2 separate regions of the Homo sapiens genome follow, and region 2 is linked to region 1. A link is an interaction called in ENCODE POLR2A ChIA-PET data of the cell type or tissue named here. Cell type or tissue: OCI-LY7. All regions are shown on one strand. Each heading gives the region's core, and the rest is flanking DNA. Links, peaks and the distances in the headings are about the cores only.

Region 1 (5,699 bases), core at 861-4,860:
GTAAAAGCACCATTTTTTTTTTCTTTTTTGAGACGGAGTCCCGCTCTGTTGCCCAAGCTGCAGTGCAGTGGTGTGATCTCAGCTCACTGCAACCTCCACCTCCTGGGTTCAAGTAATTCTCCTGCCTCAGCCTCCTGAATAGCTGGGATTACAGGTGCCCGCCACCACGCCTGGCTAATTTTTGTATTTTTAGTAGAGATGGGGTTTCACCATGTTGGCCAGGCTGGTCTCGAACTCCTAACCTCAAGTGATCCTCCTGCCTCGGCCTCCCAAAGTGCTGGGATTAGAGGCGTGAGCCACGGCGCCCGGCCGAAAAGCTCCATGTTGCACTCCCTCCTAGGAATGCAGCCATGTTCTTTATCGCACTAACATAATACACTTGCTTAAGACTGTCTGCACTGCGGCATCTCGTCTGCTGGGTGTGAGCTCTGTGAAGGCAGGCCTACATTTGTGTTGCCGGTGGTCCTGGCTCGATCCACTGCTTGGCACAGAGTAGGTGCTCTGCCAGTGTGCAGGGAGAAGCAGGAGCTGTTTTTTTGTTTTGTTTTGTTTTTTTGAGATGGAGTCTCGCTCTGTCGCCCAGGCTGGAGTGCAGTGGTGCGATCTCGGCTCACTGCAAGCTCCGCCTCCCGGGTTCACGCCATTCTCCTGCCTCAGCCTTCCGAGTAGCTGGGACTACAGGTGCCTGCCCCCACGCCCGGCTATTTTTTTGTATTTTTAGTAGAGACGGGGTTTCACCTTGTTATTAGGATGGTCTCGATCTCCTGACCTTGTGATCCGCCCGCCTCAGCCTCCCAAAGTGCTGGGAATACAGGCGTGAACCACTGTGCTCGGCCAGCAGGAGGTGTTTTTGACCAACACCTCCCAGACCTGGGAACTTACCAAGGAGGATCTTCTGTTCTTTGCCTTCTGACTGCTCAGGCAGTGCCTCCTCCTCTTCTTCTCCATCTCCCCCACTGCCGCCGGCCACAACCGTCTCCATGGACAGCACCGTGTCAGACAGAGTGAGCTCAGATGCCCCGGTGACCTCCTCCTGCTCCCCCTCCTCCTCCTCTAGCACCACGCAGCTGTCCTCCTCCTCCTCTTCCTCCTCGGAGCCCTCGCTTTGCTTCAAGTCCTGGCTGCTGTCACCTGATCGAAGGCTGCTCTTGTCCACGGGGGCACCCCCCTCGTCTGGAGCCCGCTCCTCACCCAGGGAGGTCTCGCTGGTGCTGCTCTTGTCACTCAGCCGGCCCAGGCTCACAGCCTCAGCCTCCTGGGGCTGGGGAGACTCAGTCACATAGAGCCCGGCTTGGAAGTCCTCTGTCTCAGGGAGGTCAGCCTGGTCGTGGAAGCTGACGCCAGACGTGTAGTCTGGGAGCCCCAGGCCCGAGGAGGCAGGAGGCTCCCCATCCATGGGAATCTCCTCCCCAAAAGCACAGGAGCCAGGCCCGGCCCCGGGCAGCCCGCTCTCCTCCTCCTCAGCAGCCCCTGCCAGGTCCTTGCTCTCCTCCTGGGAGGCCTCTGCGCCCGCCAGCACCTGCAGGACATGGGGCAGCAGGTGAGTGAGAAATGCCTGCAGGCCCAGCCGCACCATCAGCTGGGCCACAAAGCAGTCCGTGTACAGGTAGAAGCGGCCGTGTAGCTGGCAGGGGCTCTCGTAGGCACCAATGAGCGGCTTCAGGAGGTACTTATTGGCATTTTTGGGGCCCAGTGCCTTGGCAACAGGCTCAAACAGATACCAGGCCGTGTACACAGCTGTGTGCTCCTCGGACATGAGTGAGAGCACGAAGGGCAGCAGGATCTCCAGGCCCTCAGGGGTGATGTCCTTCAGCACCGCGCCCAGCTGCTGCCACAGAGCAAACACCAGCTCGCGCCCCTGGGCCTCGTCCTCCACACGCCTTGCCTGGTACAGGAGGATGAATCTGTGCAGTGCCGGGAAGTAGGGTGGGAAGGGAACCACGGAGCTGAAGGGGCTGAGAAGCTGGCTTGGGCAGGGTGGGGGCAGGCCCTGGGAGACAGGCCTGTACTCAAACAGTTGGTCCAGCTTGCCCCTCTCTGCTCCCATGGGGACTTCGGGGCCACTCATCTGCAGGAGTGTGTCCAGCACGGGCTGCAAAGACACAGGGACCTCCTTGGGGTGGCGCGTGCAGAGCCCTCGGACAGCCTGGAAGCGTACCCACAAAGGTGCATCGGGCTGCAGCGTCCGCACCCTGGTGGCAAACACCATCTCTGCCAATAGGACACCCAGCGCCTGCATGTCCCTGTGGAGTAGGCACTGCAGTGGCACAGCCGGCTGGACCCGGGGCTGCTCAGGCACCTCCAACAGGCCCCCTAGGCCTTTGGCCAAGAAGTTGCCCGTTTTCTCCAGCTCCTCCAGGGCCTGCATGGGATTGAAGCCCTCGGGAAGAAGAATCCTCCCCTCCTCACCCTCCCCAGGGTCTGCCCCAGCAGCTTTATTCCTGCGGCCTGGACGGGAGGCTGAGGCCACTGAGAAAGAGAGAAGTCCAGGGGACGCTTGACTGGAGGAGCCCAGCTGGTCACCTGCTTTCCCAGCAAGGGAAATGGAATCCAGAGCTTCTGTGGCCTGTTCCAAGTCGTCTTCTCCTGCCACCGGCCTGTCTCTGGTCCAGCTAGCCTCACAGGGAGTGGCCTCTAAAACTGGCCGGCCCACTCCATTTGGAAGCTGTCCCGGGTTTTCCGTGAAGTCCTCCCGGCCTGTGGTCTCCTGGATGGTCTGGACCAACAGCTTGGGGATGAGGGGAGGCTCGGGGGCAAGGGCAGGAGCCCCAGCCAGGCGCTGGGGGTGTGGCTGATCGAAGAGCTGCACCACCCCGTAGCTGGCCAGGTGAGTGTGGGCGTCCACCAGGTGCAGACACACATTCTTTTCCTTGACAGCCTCCTTACCCTGGAGTTTATAGCCAAACGTGAGGTCGATCCAATGGTGCAGGTCCCGGGATACCTCGCGGCTCTCCAGCAGGGCTCGGTGGGCAGCTACGAACTCCTGGCTGGAGCTGCACCAGGCTGGCACATCCAGGTCAGGCATGTCGGGGTGGATGGAGCGGAAGATAGAGGGATCGGTGTAGAACTCCGGAATGCACTCATCCGGGGTCCAGTTCTGCATCCGCTCCATGCTGGCCGGATACTCATGGGGCTCCCACTGCGCGCGGACGTGTCCGCAGAGCACCGACCGAGGCGTGCGCCGAGCCTTGTACACATAGTACGTGATGTCGGAGAGCACGTCTGAGATGTGGTGGGGAACATGAGGGGGTTCCCCGCCGCCCGCCCCGCCTGCTACGAATGCCTGCCGTGTCATCTCATACGTGAAGTCCAGTTGCTTATCCCCCTTGTTGAGGCGGAACTTGGACTTGCGCAGGTCTCGGAAGCGCCCATGGGGCGTAGTGAAGTCCACCACCCAGGGCAGCACGGGGTGGTAGTTGGGGTCCCCCTGCCGCCGACCTGCCAACCGATTCAGCTGCATGAGGTAGTGGAAGTTGCTGATGCGGCCGTGGACCCAATCTAGCACGAGGCTCCGAAGTTCCTCCTGGCCAGTGGGTTGCCCAGGTTGCCCTCCCTGCTCCTCTTGAGACACAATGCCCGCCTCATCCCTTGCCACAGGGGCCTCCTCATTCTCGTCCTCCTCGGGCCTCTCATAAGCACTCAGGTCCAGTCGCAGCTCGCTGCAAAGCTTCTCATCCACTGCGATGTGATACAAAGACAGGGCCCCACACGCCAGCCCCTGGCGGTGACAGGCGTCCATAGCCCTCAGCACGCGGAAGAGAATGAACAGCACCTTGGCCTGGCTGTTGGTCAGCTTGGCAGGGCTGAAGGTGACCACGTCATGTAGGGAGAACTGTACGTAAGGGTGTACCACATACAGCATCTCCGGCGACTCCAGCAAGGCCTCAGCCCGTAAAAGACTAGGGCAAGCAGGGCTGCCCCGAGGGGGGCAGGGGCCTTCTCTGGCATATGAAGGGCATTGGGTAGTTTCACCCACTGGCAGGAAGGAGCAACCATAGACCCTCTGCAGAGCCTGCCGTACTGAGTCCAAGGCAGGGACAGCTGAGGGGGCAGGGCTGTGACTGTACGGCTGGCCGTAAGTGTGGTATGCATGGCGCCACAGGTTGCGATAATTCTGGGCGGCAACCTCCTGCATGAAGCGAGTGAGGGTCTCAGGGCCGCAGGACCCGTCCTCAAAGGGCAGGCCCCCGCCCAGAGGGTAGGACAGTCTCCGCTTCCGCAGCCCATGCACCTCCACGCGCGTCCAGCCGGCAGGCAGCCTTTGCACAGAGCGCTGCAGGAGAGTCCTGACTTCCGCTTCTCCCAGGCCCTCTGCGCGGGGACAGGGTCCCAGGGGCAGCCGGCGATCGCGGAGGCTGGCCAGCCAGCGCGCAGGCACTAGGGCCACCACGTGGGTGCCCCCCGGGGCCGGAGCCAGCTGCCTGGGATCGATGCTCAGGTCCCTCTCCACGCTCCGGAGCAGCTCCTGCATGTCTGGGCTTGGCGGGGAATGCCAGCCCCCGGCCGGGGTTCTGAGAGCGCCTTCCCGCCCCCCGCTGCCCTGGGCCATCTCCTCCAGGCCGCCCGGGGGCAGCGCGGGGCTGAGCCCAGCCACGGCCCTGCTGGCGACGGCTTCCGGGGTGCCAGGCCGGCGGGGCTGGGATGGGCGCGGGACAGGGGCTGGGGCGGAGGCGGCCGCAGGAAGCCGGCGGCGGCGAAGAGGCGGACGGGGGGCGCGCTTACCCCTCCGCGGGTCCTGCGCTCCGGGCGCGGCGGGGCAGAGGCTGCCGGGCGCGAGCACCGGGCTCCACCGTGACGGGTCAGCTGACGCGGGTCACGTGATCGCCCCAGCACGGAAACAAGCGCACGTGGCTCCAGAGGCCCGGGCGGGACCCCGCTTCCTGCCCGGCGGCCTCCCCGCCCTCCCTCCCGCTGCTCCGCTCTGGCTCGGTCTGGGCTCCGCTTCCTCCCGGGGCTGAAAGGGTCTCCAGCCAGCTCCAGCCGGGCCCGGCGGAGGGCGATGCCTACCGCCCCACCCCTCCCTACTCCCTCCAGCACGCACCAGCGCGCGGGTCCCGGAGGCTGTTCCCAGAGATGCCAGCCTCTTAGTTAAGTGCGGACCGCACAACCAGGGGCAGAACTGGGACTTCTGTTGTGTCTATTTTTGAGACGGAGTCTTGCTCTGTCGCCCAGGCTGGAGTGCAGTGGCGCGATCTCGGCTCACCGCAACCTCTGCCTCCCGGGTTCAAGCGATTCTCTTGCCTCGGCCTCCCGAGTAGCTGGGACGTCAGGAGCGCGCCACCACGCCCGGCTAATTTTTGTATTTTTTAGTAGAGATGGGGTTTCGCCTTGTTGGCCAGGCTGATCTCGAACTCCTGGCCTCGTGATCCACCCGTCTCGGCCTCCCAAGGTGCTGGGATGACAGGCGTGAGCCACCGCGCCCGGCCAGAACTGGGACTTTTGACATGGAATCCCCCCGGCGCCTCCATGCCACCTTCCATAGGAAGGAGCTTTTTAACTTTCCTAAGTACTTCAACAGTCACATTCCATTTGGCCCTCGCAACACACTCTGTGAGGTAGGGAGGACAGTTATTACTGTTTATATTTTACAAGTGATAACCAACAACCGCCAGAGAGGCTTGTCCGCCTGGCGGAATGGAGACTTAGAAACTGGTGCCAGCCTTCTTTCTGCCCAGGAGCACTGCCTCCTGACAGCCCTC
Region 2 (4,000 bases), core at 1-4,000, 580 kb before region 1:
TTGACCTTGTGATCCACCCACCTCGGCCTCCCAAAGTACTGGGATTACAGGTGTGAGCCACCGTGCCCAGCCAAAAATTTTTCTTTAAAAAGAGTAACTCCTGGGTTTTGACTTAAATGGTGGTACAATTTGTTGAGATTTAAAACAGGAGAAGAAATAAGTATTTGACAGGAAAATCAGATTTGATTAGCTAAGTTTGAATTGTTTATGAAACATCCAAGAGGATGTCCCTTTTTTAAAAATTATTTTTTGCCAGAAATGTGTGTATATTAGTATCTGCTTTATTTCTGAAGAATGAGCTTTTCAATCTATTTAAAGTACAGCTCTTTTTCCCTTATTTCTGATTGTTTACTCTGCCATTTTCCTTTAATTGTCTTCTATATTTGTTGAATGCTTAGCTTACTAATTTTCACTTTAAAAAGAAAGCATATAAGGTTACTTATAGGATTTTTCCTCTGAGAAGTGCTTTAATATCATGGATTCCATTATGCAATATTTTCATTATTATAATTTCTAAATAATCCAAGATTTTAGTCTTGTTTTCTTTTTTGACCCATGAATTATTTAAAATTGGTGGTTTTTTTGTTGTTTTTTTTTTTTAAAAAGACATTTATTCAGTGTCACGATCAGACTATTACATTTAGCAATCAACAGCTTGGGTGCAAAAAAAAAAAATACATTAAAACCCTTTGTTGGAATGCTTTACACTTTCCACAGAACAGAAACTAAAACAACCTGTTATACAACTAGTCACAAATACAGTCTTCGAGTTTTTTGCCCATACACATGAGTATTTGTCTAAAACATATCTTCTTTGTAGCAGCTAGGCCCTGCCACCACTGTGCTTGGCTTAGTTCACAAATCTGTTGTAACCTGTAGCTTCCCTGTCACTTCGCTGGCTCTCCTCTCATGCTAAGCTTTGTTGCCTAATTAAAATCTTCCGCCACTGCCATAGCTACTGCTGCTACTGGAACCGCCATAGCCACCTTGGTTTCGTGGTTTGGTAAAGTATTGGCCTGCACCACCATAGGGGCCAGAGCTTCTGCCTCCAAAGTTTCCTCCCTTCATGGGTCCAAAAATTGAAGACTAATTGTTGTAATTGCCAAAATCATTGTAGCTTCCACCTCCAAAATTGCTTCCATCATTACCAAATCCATTATAGCCATCCCCACTGCACGATATCCACCACCACCACAGCTGCCACCAAAGCCACCATGACCACTGAAATTTCCTTCACAACCAAAGTTGTCATTCCTACCGAAACCACCTCCACGACCACCACCAAAGTTTCCAGAAGTACTTTGACCTCTTTGGCTGGATGAAGCACTCACCATCTCTTGCTTTGACAGGCCTTTCCTAATTTCACAGTTGTGGCCATTCACAGTATGGTATTTCTGAATGACAGTCTTATCCACGGAGTCATGATCATCAAAGGTTACAAAGGCAAAGCCCCTTTTCTTGCCACTGCCTTGGTCAGTCATGATTTCAATCACTTCAGTTTTTCCATACTGTTCAAAATAATCACTTAGGTGATATTCTTCAGTGTCTTCGTTAATGCCACCAACAAATATCTTTTCCATAGTTAAGTGGGCATCTGGTCTTTGAGAATCTTCTCTTGAGACAGCTCTCTTTGGTTCCACAACTCTTCCATCCACCTTGTGTGGCCTTGCATTCGTGGCTGCATCCACCTCCTCCTCAGTGGCATATGTGGCAAATCCAAAGCCCCTGGAGTGCTTGGTGTTTGGATCTCTCATTACCACACAGTCCGCGAGTGTTCCCCATTGCTCAGAATGGCTCCTCAGGCTCTCATTGGTTGTTTCAAAGCTCAGCCCTCCAATGAAGAGCTTCTTCAGCTGTACGAGCTCTTTAGGAGACTCTGACTTAGACTTGGCGGTGTCCATGGGTGGAAAGTGTTTGTTTTGTTTTATTTTTGAGACAGAGTCTCTATCTGTCACCCAGGCTGGAGTGCAGTGGCGTGATCTCGGCTCACTGCAGCCTCTACCTCCTTGGTTCAAGTGATTCTCCTGCCTCAGTCTCCCAAGTAGCTGGGATTACAGGCACCCACCACCACGCCCGGCTAGTTTTTGTATTTTTAGTAGAGACGGGGTTTCGCCATGTTGGCCAGGCTGGTCTCGAACTCCTGACCTCAAGTGATCTGCCCACCTTGGCCTCCCAAAGTGCTGGGATTACAGGCATGAGCCACGGGGCCTGGCCTAAAATTGTTGTTTTTAAAAAAATTCCAAATGGTTAGAATGTTTTGCTTCATTTGTGGCTATTCACTTCTAGTTTTATTACTTTGTGCTAAGTAAATATGACCTGTACAATTTTTTTTTTTGACGGAGTCTCACTCTGTCGCCCAGGCTGGAGTGCAGTGGAGCAATCTCGGCTCGCTGCAACCTCTGCCTCCCAGGTTCAAGCAGTTCTCCTGCCTGAGCGTCCCAAGTAGCTGGGACTACAGGTGCCCGCCACCACACCCAGCTAATTTTTTTGTATTTTAGTAGAGATGGGGTTTCATCTTGCCCAAGCTGGTTGGGAACTCCTGAGCTCAGGCAATCTGCCCACCTCGGCCTCCCAAAGTGCTGGGATTACAGGCGTGAGCCACCGCGCCCGGCCAACTTGTACAATTTTTACTTTTAGAAACTGAATTCAAGGCTGGGCGCGGTGGCTCACGCCTGTAATCCCAGCACTTTAGGAGGTTGAGGCGGGTGGATCACCTGAGGTCAGGAGTTCGAGACCAGACTGGTCAACATGGTGAAACCCCATCTCTACTAAAAATACAAAAAATTAGCTGGGCATGGTGGTGGGCGCCTGTAATACCAGCTACTCAGGAGGCTGAGGCAAGAGAATTGCTTGAAACCAGGAGGCAGGTTGCAGTGAGCCAAGATTGTGCCACTGCACTCCAGCCTGGGCAACAAGAGTGAAACTCCGTCTCAAAAAAAACGAAAAACAAAAAATCTCAGCAGCTTTCATTGTGATACTGACTTAAATATGGTTGTCTTTCTTGTCATTTCTTTTTACCTGGTATTTCATGAATTCTTTAAATCTGATAATTCAAAAATTTCCACCAACGTAGTAAATTTTCTTCTACTATTTGATTATTGCTCTTCTGCAGTCAGCTGTATTATCCCCTTCTGGAACTCGTATTTAATTATTAATTTTTTGTACCCCTTCTCCATGTCTCCTATCTTTGTCTCTCAGTTTTTATCTATTACCTTTTCCTTCTGAGTTCTGGTAAATTTTCTTGAACTGGTTTAACTTTTGGCATATCTAATCTGCAGTTCACTGACACTGTTGCATTAAATGGGTGGTGCCATTTGTCCTAAGAAAGTTTTCTTGTTTTCCATTATTTTTCCAGCTGAAAAAAGAAATCATGCAATGGCCTCTCAAATTTCAATATGAAACAGATTATTTTTTAACGCTTCTTCCTATTTCTCTCAAATCTGGTGGCAAAGGCTGTCTTCTGCTCTGACCACTCAAATGGTTCCTCTTCTGAACTGTTGGATCTTTTCACCCATCATCTACTGACTTTCTTCTTATGCTTAACCTTCCGGTGACAAAGTGTCACGTAAAAGGAACTGAAGGAGTTCTGTCAGAGGTTGTGGCAATCCCTTCGGCTCAGACTAAGGAATAATTGGTAACTATTCTGTGATGGGTGTGGGGTAAAAGCCTATGGGGCTGTGGAGGGGCAACAGGTGGAGGCAGGAGGCCTTGGGGAAGGGAGCTTCACCTCTGTACAGTTCTCCAAAAAAAGATTCAAGTACCAGCCTTCTGGTATAGTTCAATTTTAAAGATGGGAAATTAAAAAGTCAACCTGAGATCCACAGCAGTAATTTTTTTCAAGAATCCATAGTGACACAGAAATTCCCAAATTGACTTTTTTTTTTTTTTGAGGCGGAGTCTCGCTCTGTTGGAGACTCCCGGGCTGGAGTGCAGTGGCGCGATCTCGGCTCACTGCAGTCTCCGCCTCCCGGGTTCAAGCGATCCGCCCGTCTCAGCGTTC

What was found. ChIA-PET counts read pairs that join two places held together with the same protein. Peaks named below come from ENCODE experiments on the same cell type or tissue, not always from the same donor. Only the 100,000 strongest peaks of a DNase experiment are listed, where the experiment ranks them.
Region 2: POLR2A ChIA-PET joins it to region 1 with 6 read pairs; 6 of 35 experiments call an interaction of 5 or more read pairs at or near these places.

What each region holds. Positions count from the first base shown.
Region 1 is chr17:1,723,810-1,729,508 of GRCh38, reverse strand. It overlaps WDR81 (WD repeat domain 81), which reads right to left and starts at 4,805. Exons shown (of 10, transcript NM_001163809.2): 1 at 883-4,805. The coding sequence starts at 4,549. RefSeq lists an enhancer at 4,742-5,242. In OCI-LY7, for the core only: no CTCF peak of the experiment used is centred there; a DNase peak (open chromatin) is centred at 4,828; H3K4me3 peaks cover 1,268 bases; H3K27ac peaks cover 38 bases.
Region 2 is chr17:2,304,649-2,308,648 of GRCh38, reverse strand. The region is part of intron 1 of SRR (serine racemase); the gene reads right to left. It also overlaps the pseudogene HNRNPA1P16. Among named protein-coding and RNA genes, the nearest start is that of SRR, 2.7 kb to the right of the region's middle. In OCI-LY7, for the core only: no CTCF peak of the experiment used is centred there; no DNase peak of the experiment used is centred there; H3K4me3 peaks cover 199 bases.